Linked DNA regions of Homo sapiens: region 1 is linked to region 2. A link is a loop called in an ENCODE intact Hi-C map of the cell type or tissue named here. Cell type or tissue: HepG2. All regions are shown on one strand. Each heading gives the region's core, and the rest is flanking DNA. Links, peaks and the distances in the headings are about the cores only. Region 1 holds the start of F2 (coagulation factor II, thrombin). Region 2 holds the start of LOC124902673 (a long non-coding RNA gene).

What was found. Hi-C counts contacts between places; a loop is a spot of excess contacts. Peaks named below come from ENCODE experiments on the same cell type or tissue, not always from the same donor. Only the 100,000 strongest peaks of a DNase experiment are listed, where the experiment ranks them.
Region 1: a loop joins it to region 2, with 12 times the contacts of the local background. A loop is called at or near these places in 4 of 110 quality-filtered maps.

The regions. Positions count from the first base shown.
Region 1 is chr11:46,711,370-46,723,341 of GRCh38, reverse strand. F2 (coagulation factor II, thrombin) reads right to left here and starts at 4,129. Exons shown (of 14, transcript NM_000506.5): 1 at 4,028-4,129; 2 at 3,480-3,640; 3 at 2,795-2,819; 4 at 2,502-2,552; 5 at 57-162. The coding sequence starts at 4,106. In HepG2, for the core only: no CTCF peak of the experiment used is centred there; DNase peaks (open chromatin) are centred at 4,191 and 4,941; H3K4me3 peaks cover 2,011 bases.
Region 2 is chr11:47,430,050-47,441,285 of GRCh38, reverse strand. RAPSN (receptor associated protein of the synapse) reads left to right here. Exons shown (of 8, transcript NM_005055.5): 6 at 74-127; 7 at 2,355-2,554; 8 at 3,239-3,522. The coding sequence ends at 3,311. It overlaps LOC124902673 (a long non-coding RNA gene), which reads right to left and starts at 3,662. Exons shown (of 2, transcript XR_007062669.1): 1 at 3,519-3,662. It also overlaps the pseudogene LOC124902820. In HepG2, for the core only: a CTCF peak has its summit at 3,136 (motif pointing right); DNase peaks (open chromatin) are centred at 1,025, 3,345, 5,495 and 7,978; H3K4me3 peaks cover 1,733 bases.

The DNA.
Region 1 (11,972 bases), core at 1,249-9,248, 720 kb after region 2:
AGGTACGCTTGCTCCCTGTTCTCAGCCCATGGTGGGAAGGCCGGCCCCTCACTCACTCAGGCTTATGTGGGTAGCGACTCCTCCATAGCTGGCACTCAATGCCTGACCGGGTGATGTTCACATGCCCTCGGTAGTTCGTACCCAGACCCTCAGCACAGTTACCTGCGGAGACCCCACCCCGGTCAGCCTTGGAGCCTGGGGACTTATTTCCTCTCTCCCTGCAAAGTTGTCTATCCCCCACCTCCCAGCTCATGCAGGTCCACAATCCTGAACCTGCATTCACCCAGCCCCTCTTCCTCTGCAACCAGCAGTTCTCCCATTCACTCAACAGTGGCCTCCAAATATTCGCTAAGTGCCTACCATATGACAGGCACTGTCGGGTGCTCAGTACACATCAACCAATAGGACAGTCACAGCCCTGCCCTCATGGAGCTTCCATTCTGTGGCTTCTCTTGGCCAGCAGGATGAAAAAGTGATGAAGGTCCTTTTCAACTGGCCCTGGTCTACCTGTCCCTGCTAGCTCAGCTTCTCATGCCTCTGGGTCTTTCCACGGATTGTTTCTTCTGACTGGAATGCCCACTTGTTTGTTCATCCATGCATCCCACCAGGCCAGGCAGAACTCTGCCTCTCCTGGGAAGCCATCTCTCATTTTTCTGGCAAACCAGACACTCATTTTCCTGTGGTCTCTTGGTGCCTTGAACAGAACTTTTCTTGCAATCACTTTATTGAATTATTTATTTTTATTTATGTATTTTGAGATGAGTCTTGTTCTGTTGCCGAGACTGAAGTGCAGTGGCATGATCTCAGCTCACTGCAACCTCTGCCTCCCAGATTCAAGAAATTCTCCCCCATCAGCCTCCCTAGTAGCTAGGATTACAGGCGCGTGCCACCACACCCCAGCTAATTTTTGTATTTTTAGTAGAGGTTGGGGGTTTCACTATGTTGGCCAGGATGGTCTCAAACCCCTGGCCTGGGCGCCCACCTCAGCTCCCAAAGTGCTAGGATTACAGGCTTGAGCCACCACACCCGGCCGCAATCATTTTAATATTTTGTATTTTTGTTCTCTTTTGAGATTTTGAATTCCTTGAAGGCAGAGACTGTATTTGATTCTCTTAAAATCCCCAGCACCTGATATAGTGCCTGGCACGTAGCAGGAACTTTGTAAAATGTCTGTTGAGTACGTAATTTAACAAATGAGGCTGGGCGCAGTGGATTACACCTGTAATCCCAGCACTCTGGGAGGCTGAGGCTGGTGGATCACCTGAGGTCAGGAGTTTGTGACCAGCCTGGCCAACATGGTGAAACCCCGTCTCTACTAAAAAATACAAAAAATTAGCTGGGCATGGTAGTGTGTGCCTGTAATCCCAGCTACTCAGGAGGCTAAGGCAGGAGAATCACTTGAATCCGCTAGGCGGAGGTTGCAGCGAGCCGAGATCGCGCTGCTGCACTCCAGCCTAGGCGACAGAGTGAGACTCCACCTCAAAAAAAAAAAAAAAAAAATGAAAGTATGGCAGCCAGGCATGGTGGCTCACACTTATAATCCTACTCCTTTGGGAGACTGAGATGGGAGAATTGCCTGAGCCCAGGAGTTCAAGATCAGCCTGGGCAAAAAAGGGAGACCCTGTCTCTTATAAATAAACAAAGAGTTCCATTTTTGTCGTGCTAAAGGTGCCTTCAGAACACAGTGCAGGAGGGAGGGTGCTCCCTGAAGTCTCAGCAAAAGTGGTGACATTTGAAGCAGTCCTTGAAGGATAGGAAAGTGTTCAGTAGATGTGATGGTCGCTCCAGAGGAAATTGACAACATATGCAAGGCCAGGTGCTAGAAACACCTTGGCATGCTTAGGGAAGTCCTTGGTGTCAGAGCAGCTGGGGGTTTGGGTTCCTGTTTGGTTCAGTGACACCTAAAGCTAGAAGGGGAATGTGACATCATCAAAGCTCTGACTAGGTGGGGGCAGAGACTCGGGTCAGGCAAAGGAGAATGAAGCCTTAAACATGAATTCATGGCCAGGCGCGGTGGCTCACTTCTATAATCCCAGCACTTTGAGGCCGAGGTGGGTGGATCACGAGGTCAGGAGTTCAAGACCAGCCTGGCCAACATGGTGAAACCCCGTCTCTACTAAAAATACAAAAATTAGCCAGGCGTGGTGGCGAGCACCTGTAATCCCAGCTACTTGGGAGGTTGAGGCAGAGAATTGCTTGAACCCGGGAGGCGGAGTTTACAGTGAGCCAAGATCGTGCCACTGCACTCCAGCCTGGGCAACAGAGCGAGACTCTGTCTCAAAAAAAAAAACATTAATTCATTAGTCCATTCATTCATTCATTCGTTCGCATGCCAGACACAGAGCCAGGTACAAAGAGACATCTTGACCCCAGGAATGGGAGCAATGTCAGATGCTGGGGACTGCCTCGGCCTCCACCAGCCACACTCCAAACCCACCCCTGAGCTCTTCTCCCAGGCTCCCCTCCATGTCCTGCTCCCCAAACCCGTGTCAGTTGCTCACCTTCCAGACATGCAGCAAGCTTATCTCGAGGCGTCCTCGCTGTCTCACAAGCTGGAAAAGACCCAGGTGTTTACCTTTGGGATTGGGGTATGGCCAGGATGAGCTGGAGTCAGGGTGGATGGGATGTTGGTGAGAAACAGAAAGATGGATGAACAGATGGGAGGGACCAAGGAAGGAGTGGGGAAGGGGTGGATGGGTGGATGGCTAGGTGCAGCAGAAGATTCTCTGGGTAGAATTCTCTCACTGGGGTCCCCAGGCCTCCCTTCCTGGGGCAAATCCTTCCCGGTGCTCACCTGTGTACTTGGCCCAGAACACATCCTGAAAAACAAGGGCTGGGAGTGAGGCTACGGCAGCTCCTGTTTTGTGTTGTTTTAGTAAATGTTATGTCTCCTCCTCACACTTTCCTTTACCCTGGTCACGCAGGGGGCAGGCTCTGGGGAGGTTTGTGGCAGAGTTTCCTACTTTTGTTTCCAAAAGGAGAAGAATATTTGAGGATAGGGGAGTTCCTCCAACACACACACCGAGACTGAAAGAGGCTGGGGGAGATGGGAGGAGAGGGGGCAGTGGGACCCTGGCAGAGCCCTACAGACAGGAAAGGCGACACAGAGCTCCAGGAACACTGAGTCTTGAGCCCGGGGGCTTGTGGTGGCCTCCCCAGAGTCCCACCCCTCAAGGGTGGTGTGGGAGTCTGCCGCTGAGGAGGCCATGTGGACACAGAGCTCCAGGGCAGGTGGATGTCTGAAGACTGTGGAGGCCTCCCCATGTCATGGAGCTGCACAGGGACACAGTCCAGGCACAGAGACCCCCAGGAAAGGCTGAGGCCGCTCCTCTTGCCAGCCCTGTGAGGAGGGGCTCAGAGTTGAAATGAGGCTGTGAGCAGCGAAGGGGCTGTGGCGTTCCTCGCTTGCTTCTCTGTGGAAGTGTCTAGAGTTGGGCCCGGTCTGAGGCCCCGGCACCGTCCGAGCAGCCCAGGCTCACCGTAGCCGTGGAGGACTCCAGAGCCTCGAAGGCCTCCTCGTAGCTGCACGTCTCCTCCACGCACTCTCGCTCCAGGTTGCCCTTGCGCACCTCCTCCAAGAAGGTGTTGGCTCGCCGGACCCGCTGGAGCAGCGACCGTGCTTGCTGAGGAGCCAGGAACACTGTAAGGCGGTGGGGGGGTCATGGGACAGCGGCCTCAGGAACAGGCAGTCTTGGCCATTCTGGGGGCATGAAGCAAGCCCACCCTCCCCTGCTGGCTTCTGAGAGAGGCTGTCTGGGCTGGTGGAAGTGCCTGGAAGGCTGCTAAATGTGGCCCCCTGTGCCCCTCCTACACTGCCCCTTGCCCCCAGCCTGCTCCCTATATTGGAAGAGAGAAGCAGCCATTCTCTTTCCAGCCCTGAGCTCCTGACTTCTTCCCTAAGCTGGCCGCCTGGGGCTGAGACCTACTTAGGGGCCAGCTCTGTGTGCTCTGTCCAGCCAGGAGACCCCAGCCCATGGGCCCACACCCCAGTCCTCCAGCCTGTTCCAGCCTGCAAGCACTCCCTTACCATGCTGGCTGTGCACAAGGCTACACAGGGCAGCCAGGGCCAGGCAGCCAGGCAGCTGCAAGCCTCGGACGTGCGCCATAGTGTGTCAGCTCCTGGGTCACTGAGGAATTGTCTGTCCTGACCCCTCTGGGTTAATGTTGAACTAACATGAAGAAATCAGCGGAGAGGGTGAGGTCAGAGGGTCAGGGCCGTGGGGACGGGTGGGTAGATAGTCCTCCTGTCCATCTCCACCATCTGGGAGGACAGGTCCTCCTGGGAGCAGGGATGGATGGTCTAGGAGGAGTCACAAAAAAGGTCACTGTCACCCCCATCTCCCACCCTCCCCCTCTGAGATTTAGCCCATTCTGGCCAGTGGGGCTATGAGACTTTCCTGGAGCTCCTTCGAATCCTAACATATAGCGGTGGTTGCTTGTCATCTCTGTGTGCCTCAGTTTCCTCATCTATACAATGGGAATAATACTTTGTTGTGAGGACTAAAGGAGATTAGGAATGGAATGTCCATGGAATATCGTAAGTTCTTAATCAGATCTGCACATATAGGCCAATGTGGGGGTTTGTATAATCATAATACACAGATATCAAAAATAGAGACAAAGATAAAAGGTGTGGCCTGATGGAAGTTGCCCCTCGCCATGGGATGCACCAGGGATAGGAACAGCCAACATTTGCCCCAGCTTCTCAGCCACTGGAGGAGGGGCCCATTTCTCCTCCTTCCTGTCCAGGGTGCCTGGAGGTGTGTTTGTGTGTGGCAGCTGCCTGGGAGGAGTCAGGTCCAGGGACTCTTGGGCCTTTAGTCTATCTTCTGTCACCTCCCAGGACCTGCGCCTGTCCCGGAACAGGGGCTACTGAAATCCCTGGGTCTCCACTGAGGGGCCCTCCTTCTCCCTGGCTGCCTGCCCCATGGCAGGCCTAGAGAGGCTTCTGGTCCTACCCTACCCTCCGCCCTACTCCTGTCCCTCCCCCATTTCCTGTTTGCAGTACCCAAGGCAAATATTAGTCTAAGTAGGACAGAGGGACAAAGAGCAGGAACACGGGGAGGCACAAGTTCTCGCCTCGCCTCACCTGTCCTTTGGGCCTGGCTGTTTGGGGTCTGGACCAGGTCATGTGTGGGAACAGGGAGTGTTGGCAGAAAAACTGGGGACCAGGACTCCCGCAAACACCTTAATTCCTGGGAGGCCCATTTCTTATATATTTTCATATATATATTTTTAGGCCAGGCATAGTGGCTCACACTTGTAATCCCAACACTTTGGGAGGCCGACATGGCAGGATCGCTTGAGGCCAGGAGTTTGAGACCAGCCTGGGCAACATAGCAAGACCCTCATCTCTACCAAAAAAAAATTAAAAATTAGCTGGGAATGGTGGTGCATGCCTGCAGTCTGAGCTACTGAGGAGGCTGAGGCAGGAGGATCACTTGAGCCCAGGAGTTCCAGGCTGCAGTGAGCTATGATTGCACCACTGTACTCCAGCCTGGGTAACAGAGTAAGATCCTGTTTCTTTCTTTCTTTCTTTCTTTCTTTTTTTTTTTTTTTTTTGAGACGGAGTCTCGCCCTGTCACCCAGGCTGGAGTGCAGTGGAACAATCTCGGCTCACTGCAATTTCCATCTCCCTGTTCAAGTGATTCTCCTGACTCAGTATCCCAAGTAGCTGGAATTACAGGCGTGTGCCACCACACCTGGCTAATTTTTGTATTTTTAGTAGAGATGGGGTTTCGCCACATTGACCAGGATGGTCTCGAACTCCTGACCTCAGGTGATCCGCCCACCTCCACCTCGGCCTCCCAAGTGCTGGGATTACAGGCGTGAGCCACCATGCCTGGCCTGAATGAGACCTGTTCCTAGAAAAATAAAATAAAATAAAATAAAATTGAATAAATAAAATAAAATTATAATATATATTTTGGGTTTTTGTTGTTTTGTTTTTGAGATGGAGGCTGGAGTGCAATAGCGTGAACTCGGCTCACTGCAACCTCTACCTCCTAGGTTCAAGCGATTCTCCTGCCTCAGCCTCCCGAATAGCTGGAACTACAGGCACCCGCCATCATGCCTGGCTAATTTTTGTATTTTTGTAGAGACAGAGTTTCACCATGTTGCCCAGGCTGGACGTGAACTCCTGACCTCAGGTGATCTGCCCACTTTAGCCTCCCAAAGTGGGGATTACAGGCGTGAACCACTGCTACCTACCTGTTGGGTTTTTTTGTTTGTTTTTGTTTTGTTTTGTTTTGTTTTTTTGAGATGGAGTCTCACTCTGTCACCCAGAAAGGAGTGCAGTGGCGTGATCTCAGCTCACTGCAACCTCGGCCTCCTGAGTACAAGTGATTCTCCTGCCTCAGCCTCCCAAGTAGCTCCCAAGTGCATGCTAGGGATTACAAGCATGCACTACCACGCCCAGCTAATTTTGTATTTTTAGTAGAGATGGGGTTTCACCATGTTGGTCAGGCTGGTCTCGAACTGCTGACCTCAGGTGATCCACCTGCCTCGGCCCCCCAAAGTGCTGGGATTACAGGTATGAGCCACTGCCCGGCCTCTTTGCAGACTTTTACTCACAGTTGCAGGCCTGTTCAGTATATGACATTCTTATACCCAGAAATGGCTATCTTAGCCTGGGCTGCTATAAAATTACTGTAGGCCAGGTGCAGTGGCTCACGCCTGTAATCCCAATACTTTGGGAGGCCGAGGCGGGCCGATCACAAGGTGAGGAGTTCGAGACCAGCCTGGCCAACATAGTGAAACCCCGTCTCTACTAAAAACACATAAATTAGCTAGGCATGGTGGCACACACCTGTAATCCCAGCTACTCGGGAGACTGAGACAGAAAAATTGCTTGAACCCAGGAGGCAGAGGTTGCAGTGAGCCGAGAGTGTGCCAATGCACTCCAGCCTGGGCGACAGAGCAAGACTTCATCTCAAAAAAAAAAAAAAATTACTGTAAACTGGGTGGTTTAAACAACAGACATCTACAAGGGGTCTTCGAAAAGTTCATGGAAAATGCGTATTATGAAAAAAGACTGCATGGATTTAAAAAAATTTTTGTGCACCAAAATAAACTCACACTAACTTGCTATAACATGAGTGAACAGGATGTAGTTTGAGGCACTAAGAAGGATAAGACATCAGTTTGAAGCGAGCCCTTATCAGAGCTAAATGAATTCTGCTGAAATTGAAGCAAGAACAAACAACAAATTTACGGTGAAGCTTGGGTGGAAGAATGGTGAAATCACTGATGCTTTATGAAAAGTTTACGGAGACAATGTCCCAAAGAAATCAGCAGCTTACAAATGGACAACTCATTTTAAGAAGGGACAAGGCAGGCCGGGCGCGGTGTCTCATGCCTGCAATCCCACCACTTTGGGAGGCCGAGGCAGGTGGATCACTTGAGGACAGGAGTTCAAGACCAACCTGGCCACCATGGAGACACCTCGTCTCTACTAAAAATAAAAAAATTAGCTGGGCATGGATGTGCGTGCCTATAGTCTCAGCTATTTGGGAGGCTGAGACAGGAGAATAGCTTGAACCCGGGAGGCGGAGGCTGCAGTGAGCTGAGATCGTGTCACTGCACTCCAGCCTGGGCAACAGAGCAAGACTCTTGACTCCCAAAAAAAAAAGACATTTTTTGGACAAACAAAAACACTTAAATATAGGTTAGGTGTTTAGTGCACTACCATGGGTGCAGGACAACAATGGACCCAGCACATGCTTAGTCTTCAGGGTCTGATACAAGCCCCCAGCCTCCAGGAACCAACTGTTTGTTCTCCTTGGAACTCTGAGGTCCCTAGTTGGTACCATGCAGCCAAGTTTGGCATTCCTGCCGTTCAGCACAAACACGGCCTGCATACTTAAAGCAGACATATATATATTTTTTGTGTGTGAGACGGAATCTTGCTCTGTTTCCCAGGCTGGAGTGCAGTGGCATAATCTCGGCTCACCGCAACCTCCGCCTCCTGGGTTCAAGTGGTTCTCTTGTTTCGGCCTCCCAAATAGCTGGGATTACAGGTGTGTGCCACCACACCCAGCTAATTTTTGTTATTTTTAGTAGAGACAGGATTTCACCATACTGGCCAGGCTGGTCTCAAACTCCTGACCTCAGGTGATCTGCCCGCCTTGGCCCCTCAAAGTGCTGGGATTACAGGCCTGAGCCACCACACCCGGCCTTAAAGCAGATATTCTTGCCCTATAGGAGCAAGGCCATAACAAAGCGGGGGGCAGGGGGTGCATTCCTGCCCAACAAGTTGGCGTCAAACAAAATCATGGGTAAAGACCAATGCTAAATTGTAAAGCAAATCTCTATAACCACTGAAAACAGTAAAATTATGTTCCAAGACATAGTGTTAGAGAATTTCAGGGCTCAAAGAAAGACCAGATATTATTAAATCCAGCCATTTCCAAGCCTAGGGCTGTGTGCACGTTCTACGGGGTGGCCTTGTCTTTCTGCATATATTTTGTTAAAACCTCAAAAATTGTGAATTTGCCTTATTAAGACAAAAATGAATTTTTTTCCCTTTCGACTGAAATTTTTTCTCTTTAGGTGGTGAATAATCTTATGTTTTTCTCAATCTGATCAGCAGTTTTCAATTTTTTATTTCTTTTTTTTTTTTTGCTCTTCTGCAGACAGTGACTTAAGCAGTTTTCTATTTTGACTAGAAAATGTGAGTAAGCGGCTGGGCATAGTGACTCACGCCTGTAATCCCAGCACTTTGGGAGGCTGAGGTGAGCAGATCACTTGAGGTCAGGAGTTTGAAATCAGCCTGGCCAACATGGTGAAATTCTGTCTCTACTAAAAATACAAAAAAATTAGCCGGGCCTGGTGAGCACCTATAATCCCAGCTACTCAGGAGGCTGAGGCAGGAGAATCACTTGAACCCGGGAGGCGGAGGTTGCAGTGAGCTGAAATCATGCCACCACACTCCAGCTTGGAAAAGTATAAGTCAATTTCTATTTAGTAAAAATCTTTAAAAATATGGGATCCATAAGAGAAAAAAAGAAGTTAGCAAATGGTTCCATGATAGAGCCAAGACTGGGAATCATTGATTTCATCCAACTGCCCCATGTCTCTATGTGGTCATGGAGGAAATGGAGGGGGCACGGTCATACAGAATTGGTGGTAGAGCTAGGATGGAAACCCAGACTCCTGCTTCAGACCAGCACTTTTGCCTCTCCCAACCCTTGTCCCCTGACATTCTGGTAGAGTACGGCCTCACTGGGCCATAAAGTTGACCCAGAGAACACGCACCTACAGTACAGAACTACTGTGCGGGTGATGCTGGCCTGCCCCAAACTACTATACCTGAGGGCACATGTTAAGTCCCTTAATTTTGCCTGTCCTCCTATTTAGGAAGACTGATGACAATACTGTTAAGTACAATTTAGTAATTTGTTTTTTAATTTTTATTTTACTTTACTTTGAGACAGGGTGTCACTCTGTTGCCCAGGCTGGAGTACATACAGCAGGCTGGAGTATGGTGGCGTGATAATAGCTCACTGCAGCCTAGAACTCCTGGCTCAAGTGATCCTCCCACCTCAGCCTCCTGAGTAGCTTGGACTACAGGCAGGTGCCACCATGCCCAACTTATTTTTTTATTAATTAATTAATTTATTTATTTATTGAGATCGAGTCTCGCTCTGTCTCCTAGGCTGCAGTGCAATGGCACGATCTTGGCTCACTGCAACCTTCGCCTCCCGGGTTCAAGCAATTCTCCTGCTTCAGCTTCCCCAGTAACTGGGATTACAGGCGTGTACCACCTCTCCTGGCTAATTTTTGTAATTTTAGTAGAGACAGGATTTTGCCTTGTTGCCCAGGCTGGTCTCGAACTGCTGAGCTCACAGTGATCCACCTGCCTTGGCCTCCCAAAATGTTGGAATTACAGGCATGAACCACTGTGCCTGGCCTAATTTTATATTTTTAGAGACAGGGTCATGCTCTGTCGCCAGGCTGGAGTGCAGTGGTGCAATCATAGCTTACTACAACCTTGAACTCCTGGGCTCAAGCAATCCTCCTGACTCAGACTCCCAAGTAGCCGGGACTACAGGCCTGCACCACCAAGCTTGGGTATTTTTTTTTTTTATTTTATAGAAACACAGTCTCACTATGTTGGCCAGGCTGGTCTGGAACTCCTGGCTTCAAGCGATTCCCCTACCTTGTTCTCCAAAAGTGCTGGGATTATAGGGACTAGGCCTACAATTTAGTAATTGCTCACCATGTGCCAGGTAGGCAGGACTTATGAGGTAGGTACTATACTTATCCCCATTTTATGGATGAGGAAACTGAGGCACAGGGAAGCGAAGTGACTTGTCCAAGTTGATGCAGCTAGTCAAGGTCAAAGCCCCAACCCACTCCTGAACACGTCTAGAGATGGAGCTTTTTATCATCTGTGATGCCTTGCAATCTCTAAAGGTCTCTGAACGGTACCCATTTTTTATTCTAAGATTTTTTTTCTTGCACTACTAAAGTTGCAAATCAGGACAGAAGAGCTTTGATAGCCCTCGCTTTCTGATTTTGGGTTCAGCAGCTATAGACACTGCCTGGATTGACTTGCATCTGTGAAAAGGCTCCAGCAAAATCTTATTAGCGTCTTTGCCCTGTAGCAAGAAGCATCCAAATTCAGTATATACATCAAATCATTAAAAATGACCTATCAGGAGTGAATGAGAGGAGAGGTGTGGAATAAAGGGACTTTCAACATTATAATTAATAAAAATTATATGTGGTCAGGCGCAGTGGCTCACGCCTATAATCCCAGCAATTTGGGAGGCCAAGGTGGGCAGATCACCTGAGCTCAGGAGTTCAAGACCATCCTGGGCAACATGGTGAAACCCCGTCTCTACTAAAATACAAAAAATTAGCTGGGCATGGTGGTGCATGCCTGTAGTCACACCTACTTGGGAGGCTGAGGCACAAGAATCCCTTGAACCCGGGAGGCAGAGGTTGCAGTGAGCCAAGATCACGCCACTGCACTCCATCCTGGGTGACAGAGTGAGGCGGTCTCAAAAATAATAATAAATAAATAAATAGACTAGGCATGGTGGCTCATGCCTGTAATCCTAACACTTTGGGAGGCTGAGGTGAGTGGATCACTTGAGGACAGAAGTTCAAAACCAGCCTGGCCAACCATGGTGAAACCCTGTGTCTACTAAGAACACAAAAAACAGTCTGGGCATGGTGGCTCACCCCTGTAATCCCAGCACTTTGGGAGGCCAAGGTGGGTGGATCACCTGAGGTCAGGAGTTCGAGACCAGGCTGGTCAACATGGTAAAACCTCGTCTCTACTAAAAATACAAAAATTAGCCGGGCGTGGTGGCAGGTACCTGTAATCTCAGCTACTCAGGAGGCTGAGGCAGGAGAATTGCTTGAACCCAGGAGGCAGAGGTCGCAGTGAACTGAGGCAGTGCCACTGCACTTTAGCCTGGGCGATAGAGCAAGACTCCATCTCAAACAAAAAATCCATCTCAAAAAATAAATAAAATGAAAATTATATTGAAATCAGAGGAAAAAAAAAATAAAATATATATATATATATATATATATTTTTCAGACAGGGTCTTGTTGTGCTGCCCAGGCTAGAATGCAGTGGTAAAATCACAGCTCACTGTAGCCTTGAAATTCTGAAAATATTTTCTCAGTGAAAAAAAATATTCCAGTGATTAGTCTTTCCAAGAATGGTCTGCCTTTTATTTGAGCTGGAAGAGCACTAAATTAGGAATCAGAAGGCCGGAATTCTGTCCTGGTTCTGCTACTGACTGGTCTTCTGACCCTGGCAAGTGACTTGTGTTGTGGCCTCTGTTTTCTCATGGGTAACTGTAACATGAGGATCTTGGGAGATGCTGTGTAACACCCATTCTCACTTGAGCCATGCGTGTTGCCAGAGCAGAGACTCCCAAATCACCTGCCTTCCAATCCGTTGGCTCTGTCCTGACCCTGCTCCGACCCTGCTCCATGTACCATGTACCAGG
Region 2 (11,236 bases), core at 128-8,127:
ACCCTGTGCTTCCCTGTGAGCAAGGCCTGTCAGACAGCTCTGCCCGCAGCCCTGGCCTATGCTCACCTTCCAGGCTCTGGATGCCATCGAGAGAGCCCAGGATCTGGCCGAGGAGGTGGGGAACAAGGTCAGACTTGATTCTGTGTCCTGGATCTGGGGTCAAGGGCCCAAGTGGGGAACTTGGGTCTGGGGAAGGGCCTTCCTGAGCCTACTCACGTCATGAGCCCTTCCTGATGCTGGGAGCTGCCTGCAGCCAACCCCATACTCTGGCTCTTTCTCTGCCACACACACAGCACTTCTGAGGGCAGGGCAGAAGTTTCATAGCTTGGAGGATAGCAGAATTCCTCAGAAGCTTCCTGATGTTGATTAAAACCCCTAACAGTGGGCTGGACATGGTGGCTCACATCTATAATCCTAGAATTTTGGGAGGCCGAGGTAGGAGGATCACTTGAGCCCAGAAGTTCGAGAGCAGCCTGGGCTACATAATGAGACCCATGCTCTAAAAAAGAAAAGAAAAGAAAAGAAAAAAACATTTTTGAGATTGAGTTTTGCTCTTGTCTCCCAGGCTGGAGTGCAATAGCGCGATCCCAGCTTACTGCAACCTCTGCCTCCCAGGTTGAAGTGATTCTCCTGCTTCAGCCTCCTGAGTAGCTGGGATTATAGGCACCCGCCACCACACTGGGCTAATTTTTGTATTTTTTATAGAGATGGGGATTCACTGCGTTGGCCAGGCTTGTCTGAAACTCCTGACCTCAGGTGATCCACCTGCCTCGGCCTCCCAAAGTGCTGGGATTACAGGCATGAGCCACCAGGCCCGGCCTCTACAAAAAATGTTTTAAAATTAGCCAGCTGTTGTGGCACACACCTGAGGTCCCAACTACTTGGGAGGCTGAGGTGGGAGGATAGCTTGAGCCCAGGAGGTCAAGGCTGCAGTGAGCTGTGATTGCTCCACTGCACTCCAGCCTGGGTAACAGAGTGAGACCTTATCTCAAAACAAACAAAAACTAACAGTGGCCTCCACTCCCTGAGCACTGAGCACACACAGGGTCCTTATGGGTACTGGGTCCAGTCCTCACTCTCTCCCTGTGAGGTGAGTACAGCAAGCCCCATTTTACAGATGAGGAAAAGTGAGGCTCAAAGAGGCGTCCAAGGTCCCACACCTACTAACTTGTCTGTTTTAACTACAAAGCCCATGTTCCAAATTTAATAATGGTATCTAGTGCTTGCTTTGGCAGCCCATATTCTGAAATTGGAACAATACAGAGAAGATTAGCATGGCCTAAAAACCAAAACCAAGGCCGGGTGCGGTGGCTCACACCTGCATTTTGGGAGGCCGAGGTGGGCAGATCACCTGAGATCAGCCTGACCAACATGGTGAAACTCTGTCTCTACTAAAAATACAAAAATTAGCCAGGTGTGGTAGTGCACGCCTGTAATCCCAGCTGCTTGGGAGGCTGAGGCAGGAGAATCACTTGAACCCGGGAGGTGGAGGTTGCCATGAACCAAGATTGTGCCACTGTACTCCAGCCTGGGTGACAGAGCAAGACTCCATCTAAAAAAAAAAAAAAAAAAATCGTCATAATCTTATTAAAACCTTAAAATCTTGAAAACAGGTTCACCACTTCTCAAAGCCTTCCAGATGTGCATTTCTACGAGATCCTGTGCACAGTCCAACCAAAATGCCAAAATTTGGTTGGATTATAGCCACTCTGGTTTACCTGGGTATCAGGCTGATCAGAAATGCTGATGAGCTATTGTGTGTATATTTAATTAATAAAAACAGGAAAGCAGATTAATTATTATTTTTTTTTGAGACGGAGTTTCACTATTAGAGCCCAGGCTGGAGTGCAGTGGTGCGATTTCGGCTTACTGCAACCTCCGCCTCCTGGGTTCAAGCGATTCTCCTGCCTCAGTCTCCTGAGTAGCAGGGATTACAGGCACTCACCACCACCCCCGGCTAATTTTTGTATTTTTAGTAGAGATGGGGTTTCGCCATGTTGGCCAGGCTGGTCTCGAACTCCTGGCCTCAGGTGATCCACCTGCCTCGGCCTCCCCAAGTGCTGGGATTACAGGCATGAGCCACGGCGCCCTGCCGCAAATTATTATGGAGTCTGTGCACCAGGTTTGGTCATAAAATCTGTCAAAAACATGGGGTCTCCAGGCAGTTCTGGGGGGTGAAGTCTTCTGATCTCACCCACCGCCTCATTCTGCATGAAAGGAAGCAAGGTCCCAGAGAGGGCAGGACATTTTTCCAAGGTCCATCAGCAAGACAGGGAAGTGGCTGAGACCGGAGCCTACCTGCACTGACTTTGTTCTCATCCCCCACTGGCGCTCTCCACTCCTGCGGGCCCCAGCTGAGCCAGCTCAAGCTGCACTGTCTGAGCGAGAGCATTTACCGCAGCAAAGGGCTGCAGCGGGAACTGCGGGCGCACGTTGTGAGGTTCCACGAGTGCGTGGAGGAGACGGAGCTCTACTGCGGCCTGTGCGGCGAGTCCATAGGCGAGAAGAACAGCCGGCTGCAGGCCCTACCTTGCTCCCACATCTTCCACCTCAGGTGGGGGCTCCTGGGGGGGTGGACAGGGGTGGGCAGGATCTCTTCGGGGCACTCTAGGGCCCAGCTGGCTTAATCACAGCAATAATACTAATAGCAAACACTTAACCTTGGCCAGGCGTGGTGCCTCACGTCTGTCTCGCAAGCACTTTGGGAGGCCGAGGCGGGCTGATCACTTGAGCCCCGGGGTTCAAGATCATCTTGGCCAACATGGTGAAACCCCGTCTCTACTAAAAATACAAAAATTACCCAGGCATGGTGGTGGGAGCCTGTAATCCCAACTACTCGGGAGGCTGAGGCAGGAGAATCACTTGAACCCGGGAGGCAGAGGCTGCAGTGAGCTGAGATCTGTGGCCATTCTTTTCATAATCCCCAAAGAGGAGTCAGAGAGGCCCCTCAAAGGTCATTAGGTCGGACGTCCAGGGCCAGACCTGCCGTGGGTCTGGTTCCATCCCATCCTCTCAACTCCCAGCCCCTGCTCTGCCCTGGAGGTCCCTGGGGCAGAGGAGGAGAGGGGCAAGCCGGGTGCAGTGGGAGCCTGGGGGGACCGTTCCCTTCCCTTCCACTGCTGCTGAACAGCCACCAGGATGCATCCCAGCCCCTGCAGAGGGCAGGCAAGGAAGGAAGAGAGGGCCCGGAGGGAAGGACAGGCCTCAGGGGAGTGGACAGGGCCCTTTGCCTCCCCAGGTGCCTGCAGAACAACGGGACCCGGAGCTGTCCCAACTGCCGCCGCTCATCCATGAAGCCTGGCTTTGTATGACTCCTGGCAGCAGGCGTGGGCTTCCTCCTCGCCACTCCTGCTCTTTCTCCACTGCACGCCAGAGGCCCATTTACTCCTGGGGCAGCTGCCAGGTCGTCCTCACCATAGCCAAGGCCTTGGGGCCTGCCCAGGGCTGCTCCCCTGGGCCCAGCTCCCCTCCCTGCCTCTTTGTACTTTGCTCTTTATAGAAAAATAAACTGTTTGTACCTGGTCCCAGGGATTCCGACTTTCCATGCCCAAGGTCTGAGGAGTGGGGAGAGTGGGAGTGAGGCGCCCCACAGGAGCTTCCTCAGACGCAAGCGTTTCCTCTGCACATATGTACAAGGGCCTCCAGCAGCCCCTCCAGGAACTTGGGATGCCACAGAGACACGATCCCTGCAGTGAGAAGCTGACGTGCAGTGGGTGGGAGGGTATATGATAAACAGGAAACACACAGTTTGGAAAGCCTGGTGGGAAGCTGCTATAGACGAATCGTGTCCCCCCAGATTCCCATGTTGAAGGCTTAGTCCGTTTGGGCTGTTGTAACGAAACAGACTGGGTGGCTTGTAAACAACAGGAATTGATATGTCACAGTTCTGGAGGCTGGGAAGTCCAAGATCAAGGCACCTGCAGATTGGGTGTCTGGTGAGGGCGCACATTCTTGCTCACAGATTGAGTTTTCTTGCTGTGTTCTTGCATGGTGGAAGGGACAAGGAAGTTCTCTGCATTCCTTTTTTTTTTTTCTTTTTGAGACAGGGTCTCACTCTGTCGCCCAGGCTGGAGTGCAGTGGTGAGATCTCAGCTCACTGCAACCTCCGCCTCCCGGGTTCAAGCAGTTCTCCTGCCTCAGCCTCCTGAGTAGCTGGGATTACAGACACGCATCAACATGCCTGGCTAATTTTTCTATTTTTAGTAGAGACAGGGTTTCTCCAAGTTGGCCAGGCTGGTCTCTAACTCCTGACCTCAAAAGATCCACCTGTCTTGGCCTCCCAAAGTGCTGGGATTACAGGCGAGAACAACCATGCCAGGCACAGTCCCTTAATAAGGGCACTAATCCCATATATAAGGGCTCCACCCTCATGACCTAATTGCCTCCCAAAGGCCTCACCTGCCTAATGACAGTCCTAGCAGGCTCATATAATGTGATAAGTTCTTTGTAACAATAAAGAGTAGAGCCTGGTTGTGTGCAGTGGTTCCTGCTTGTAATTCCAGCACTTTGGGAGGCCGAGGTGGGTGGGTCACTTGAACCCAGGAGTTCAAGACCAGCCTGTACAACATGGCAAAACCCTGTCTCTAGAAAAAAAAAAATACAAAAATTAGTCAGCATGGTGGCACACACCTGTAGTCCCAGCTACTCGGGAGGATGAAGCAGGAGAATCTCTTGAACCTGGGAGGCAGAGGTTGCAGTGAGCCAAGATCATACTACTGCACTTCAGCCTGGGGGACAGAGCAATACTCTGTCTCAAAAAAAAAAAAATAAGAGTAGAGGCCTGGCGCAGTGGCTCACACCTGTAATCCCAGCACTCTGGGAGGCAGAGGGGAGGTTGGATCACCTGAGGTCAGGAGTTCGAGACCAGCCTGACCAACATGGTGAAACCCCGTCTCTACTAAAAATACAAACATTAGCTGGGCGCGGTGGTGGGCGCCTGTAATCCCAGCTCCTCCGGAGGCTGAAGCAGGAGAATCGCTTGATCCTGGGAGGTGGCAGTTGTGGTGGGCTGAGATTGTGCCATTGCACTCCAGCCTGGGCAACAGAGCGAGACTCCATCTCAAAAAAGAAAAAAGAGTAGAGCCTGGTCCCTCTTCCTCATGTTCACCCCCTTCCCTAAACCAGTTCTAAAACCATTAAGTGGGACAGAGCAAGACAAGCATCTGTGTGGAGGGGTGACCTGGTGTGAGGCACTGGAATCTAAGCAGGCTGAAGAGTGTCCACACAGGGCAAGGCCTGGGGTGAGAGGTCAGAACCTGTGTGGAGAGAGGACAGAATCCACACATGGGGTTGGGTTGTTTTGAAGTGTCAGAGACCAAGCCCAAGGAGGGGCAGCCTGGCGTGGGCCATTGGGACCTCACCAGAGTAAGGAGGCATCCAAATTGGTGAAGGTTTGTGTGAGGCATCAGAGCTTGAGTAGAGCGAATAGGCCATGCACATGATTTGGGGCATCCTGGCAGGGGGCATTAGGTCAAGGATGGAGTGAAGAGGGTTCTGTGTGTGGAAGGGAGTGGCAGTGGAACACTGGGTACACAGAGGGGGTTGATCAAACAAGTAAGTAGGTCAGGTGCGGTGGCTCACAGTCTATAATCCCAGCACTCTGGGAAGCCGAGGCAAGTGGATCACTTGAGGTCAGGAGTTCGAAAGCAGCCTGGCCAACATGGTGAAACCCCATCTCTACTAAAAATACAAAAAAAAATTAGCCTGGCGTGGTGGCAGGCGCCTGTAGTCCCAGCTACTCAGGAGGCTGAGGCAGGAGAATGGCGTGAACCAAGGAAGCAGAGCTTGCAGTGAGCCGAAATCCTGCCACTGCACTCCAGCCTGGGTGACAGAGCAAGACTCTGTCTCAAAAAAAAAAAAAAAAAAAAATTAGCTGGGCGTGGTGGTGCACACTTGTAATCCCAGCTACTTGGAGGCTGAGGCAGGAGAATCCCTTGAGCCCAGGAGGTGGAGGTTGCAGTGAGCTGAGAGCACACCACTGCACTCCAGCCTGGGCAACAAGAGTGAGACTCCATCTCAAAAAAAAAAAAAAAAAAAGTAGGTAGATTAAGGACAGTGGAAGGCAGCTTTCTCACTTTTTTTTTTTTTTAGATGGAGTCTTGCTTTGTCACCCAAGCTGGAGTGCAATGCCTCCATCTTGGCTCACTGCAACCTCTGCCTCCTGGGTTGAAGCAATTCTCCTGCCTCAGCCTCCTGAGTAACTGGGACTACAGGCATGTGCCACCATGCCGGCTAATTTTTTGCATTTTTAGTAGAGACAGGTTTTCACTGTGTTAGCCAGGATGGTCTCGATCTCCTGACCCCATGATCCGCCTGCCTCAGCCTCCCAAAGTGCTGAGATTACAGGTGTGAGCCACCGTGCCTGGCCGCTTTCTCACTATTGATGGAGAGAATTACAAATATGGAAAGGGAGAGAACCAGAGTGGACCCTGTGGCGCTGAATTAGAATTGTAAGAATCAGTGTGAACTCATGGATTTCAAAATATACGGGTAGATCTAGAAATAAATATAGTTATAAATGTGCGTGTCCACCAGCCTGGGCGCAGTGATATGCCAACAGCAATGAGCTCACCCAGCAGCCAGGGCTTGGCTTTGAAACACCATGTTTCACAAAAAGGAACCAAGGCTCTTTGGTCAAGGGCCTGATTCCAGGGCTGGGTCATAGAGAGTACAAGATGAGCCAGAGCTATTTTGTGCCAGAAAGCAAGGGAAGTTGAAAGAATAATGAGGAAAACTCAAAGGCCACAGGAGCCAGCTTGGATGGGCTCCCAGCAGCCACTGATAATGAGTAACAGTGAATGTCGCAGCTCAGGCTGCCATAACAAGGCACCTTAGGATGAGAAGCTTAAACAACTAAAACTTACAGTTCTAGAGACAGGACATCCAAGATCGAGGTGCCAGAAAATTCAAGAAGCCTCTCCTCCTGACTTGCCCTTCTCTCTGTGTTCTTACAAGACTTTCCCCCCATGCTGCTGTGGTGACAGCAAGATTGAGCCCTCTCTCTCTCTCTTTTTATGTATTTATTTATTTTTGAGACAGAGTCTCGCTCTGTTGCCCAGGCTAGAGTGCAGTGGCATGGTCTTGGCTCACTGCCTCAGCCTCCCAAGTAGCCAGGATTACAGGTATGTGCCACTATGCCTGCCTAATTTTTGTATTTTTAGTAGAGATAGGGTTTCACCATGTTGGTCAGGCTGGTCATGAAGTCCTGGACTCAAGCAATCCACCTGCCTCAGCCTCCCAAAATGCTGGGATTACAGGCACGTGTCACCACACCCGGCTAATTTTTGTATTTTTAGTAGAGACAGAATTTGGCCATGTTGGCCAGGCTGGTCTCGAACACCTGACCTCAGGTGATCTGCCCCCCACCCCCTAGTCTCTTTCCCTCCCTCCCTCTGTCTTCCTCTTCCTATAAAGGCACTAATTGTCTGGGTGTGGTGGCTCACGCCTGTAACTCCAGTAGTTTGGGAGGCGGAGGCAGGCAAATCACTTGAGGTCAGGAGTTCGAGACCAGCCTGGGCAACACGGCAAAACCCTGTCTCTACTAAAAATACAAAAATTAGCCACATGTGGTGGTGCACATCTGTAATCCCAACTACTTGGGAGGCTGAGGTGGGAGTATCACTTAAGCCCAGGAGGCAGAGGCTGCAAAGAGCTGAGATGGCACCACTGCACTCCAGCCTGGGCCAGAGTGAGACCCTGTGAAAAAAAAAAAACGAAACAGGCTGGGCCTCATTGAGAAGGTGGCATGTGAGTGAAACCTTAAAGGAGGTGAGAGATTGAACTAAGCAGATTTCCTGGAAAGAGCATTCTCCTAGAGAACAGAATCCTAAGACAGGAGCTTGCCTGATGTGCTCAGGAGCAGCAGGGAGGCCTGTAAGTGAGCAGGAGGGAAGGAGGAGGAGTGGAGGCCAGGAGGAGAGTGTGGTGTGAACACATGCAGGACTTGGGAAGGACTTTGGCTCCTGCTCTGGCGAGTCGGGCACCTGCTGAGGATTTTGAGCAGAGGAGTGACGTGATCTGACTTGGTTTTACAAGAATTCCTCTGGTTGCTATGTGGAGAACAGATTCCATACAAGACAGCTGGCCTGAATGTTTCAAAAATGCCAAGGCCATGAAAGACCAAAATGATTGAGAGATTGTTCTGGAATAAAGAAGATTAAAGAGATGTGACAACTAAATGGATCATGTGACCCTTGACTTGATGCTGGATTTTTAAAATTATTTTATTTTATTTATTTATTTATTTATTTCTTAGATGGAGTCTTGCTCTGTTGCCCAGGCTGGAGTGCAGTGGCGCGATATCGGCTCACTGCAACCTCCACTTTCCAGGTTCAAGCAATTCTCCTGCCTCAGCCTCCCAAGTAGCTGGGATTACAGGCGCCCACCACAGCGCCCAGCTAATTTTTTGTATTTTTAGTAGAGACAGGGTTTCGCCATGTTGGCCAGGCTGGTCTATGAACTCCTGACCTCAGGTGATCCACCCGCCTCGGCCTCCCAAAGTGCTGGGATTACAGGCGTGAGCCACCGCACCTGGCCAACGATACTGGATTTTTTTTTTAAAGGCTATAAGGGATGTTTAGGGAATAATTTAAGACATTTTTATATAGACTATATATTGGATATTATTGCATCAATATTAAATTCCCTGGGTATGACTATATATATAGATAGATAGATTTTTTTTTTTTTTTTTTTTTTTTGGAGACAGAGTCTCCCTCTGTCACCTAGGCTGGAGTGCAGTGGCGCAATCTTGACTCACTGCTACCTCCACCTCCCAGGCTCAAGTGATTCTCCTGCCTCAGCCTCCTGAGTAGCTGGGATTACAGGCATGCACCACCATGCCCAGCTAATTTTTGTATTTTTAGTAGAGACAGGGTTTCTCCATGTTGGCCAGACTGGTCTCGGATACCAACCTCAAGTGATCCGCCTGCTTTGGCCTCCCAAAATTCTGGGACTACAGGCGTGAGCCACCACCCCCAGCTGACAAGGTATTATACTACCAATGTATCATAGCTATGTATGAAAATGTCTGTTTTTAGGAGACACGGGCTGAAGTATTTACAGGTGAAGTGTCATGAAGTCTGGAAGTTATTTTGATTTTTTTTTTTATGACGGAGTCTTGCTGTGTTGCCCAGGCTGGAGTGCAGTGGCCTGATCTCAGCTCACTGCATCCTCTGCCTCCCAGGTTCAAGTGATTATCTTGCCTCAGCCTCCCAAGTAACTGGAACTATAGGCACGCGCCACTGATTTTTGTATTTTTAGTAGAGACGAGGTTTTACCATGTTGGCCAGGCTGGTCTCAAATTTCTGACCTCAAGTGATCTGTTCACCTTGGCCTCCCAAAGTGCTGAGATTACAGGCATGAGCCACTGTGCCCGGACAGAAATGACGTTCTCTGTCATCCATGCCAGAGTGTGGTGGCATGATCATAGCTCACCGCGGCCTTGACCTCCTGGGCTCAGGTGTTCCTCCTGCCTCCACCTCCTGAGTAGCTGGGACTACAGGCATGTGCCACCGCACCTGGCTAATTTTTTAAAATTATTTTTAGAGATGGGCTCTCCCTACATTGCCCAGGCTGGTCTCAAACCCCTGGGCTCAAGAGATTCTCCTATCTTGGCCTCCCAGACTGCTGGGATTATAGCCATGAGCTACCTCACCCAGCCTGTAGCTTACTTTGAAATGGTTTGGGAATAAATGTGTGTGTGTACACACACAGAGGAAGAGAGAGCAAAGTCAAATGTGGCAAAATGTTATCAATTGGCAAATCTAGACGAAAGGTACACAGGTGTTCATTGTCTATTCTTTAAACTTTGTTGTATGTTCAACATTTTTCAAAATAAAGGGTTTTTCAAAATAGTAGATTTTAGGAAGCATTGTCCAGAGAAACAGAACCAATAGGATCTTTTTGCTTGTACTTTTGTTTTTTGTGTTTTTTTGTTTGTTTGTTTTGAGATGGAGTCTTGGTCTAGTCGCACAGGCTGGAGTGCAATAGTGCGATCTCAGCTCATTGCAACCTCCACCTCCCAGGTTCAAGCAATTCCCCTGCCTCAGCGTCCTGAGTATCTGGGATTACAGATGCCCACCACCAACGCCCGGCTAATTTTTTTTGTATTTTTAGTAGAGACGGGGTTACTCTTGGTCAGCCTGGTCTCGAATTCCTGACCTCAGGTGATCTACCGGCCTCGGCCTCCCAAAGTGCTGGGATTACAGGCGTGAGCCACCGCGCCTGGCTGCTTGTACTTTTAATGGCAAAAACTGCAATTACTTCTGCACCAACCTGCTATATAAAGAGATGTAGTATAAGGACTTGGCTCATGTGATTATGGAGTCTGGCAAGTCCCTAGATCTGCAGGGTGAGTTCTGGAGACCGAGGAGACTTGATGGTTTTGTTCCAGCCTGATTCAGAAGGTCTGAGAACCAGGAGAGCCGATGGGGTAGTTCTCCTCTGAAGGCTGTCAGGCTCAAGCCCTGTGAAGAATAATGTTTCAGTTCAACTCCAAAGGCAGAAAAGACCTTTATGCCTGTCAGAAGGGAATCTGGCAGGAAGAACTCCCTCGGAGTCAGCCTTTCTGTTCAACGCCTGCAACTGACAGGATGAGGCCCGCCCACATTAGAGAGGGCAACCTGCTTTCCTCAGTCTCCTGATTTAAATGTCAATCTTGTCTAAAAACAGCCTGACAAAAAGACCCAGAATAATGTTGAACCAAACACCTGGGCATCCCATGGCCCAGTCAAAATTAATCATCACAGGAGGGTTAGGGTAGAATCCAGGAGACCAGTGGAAAGGTCCCCATAATAATCTAGGGGTAGCGGTGGCTCATGCCTATAATCCCAGCACTTTGGGAGATGGAGGCGGGCAGACCGCTTGAGGTCAGGAGTTCGAGACCAGCCTGGCCAACATGGTGAAACCCCATCTCTACTAAAAATATAAAAATTAGCCAGGCATGGTGGTGTACACCTGTAATCTCAGCTACTTGGGAGGCTGAGGGAAGAGAATTGCTTGAACCTCGGAGGCAGAGGTTGCAGTGAGCCAAGATAGTACCACCACACTCCAGCCTGGGCAACAGAGCAAGACTCCATCTCAAATGCAACAGCAATGCCAAATAATAATAATAAGCTAGGTCTGAGATGATGGTGGCTTGAACCAGGGTGATAGGCAATGGAGGGAGTGAGAAATGGTCCTATTCAAGGGGGTTAGGAGGAGTTATATCTTTCGTTTTGGAAATTTTCAAATAGAT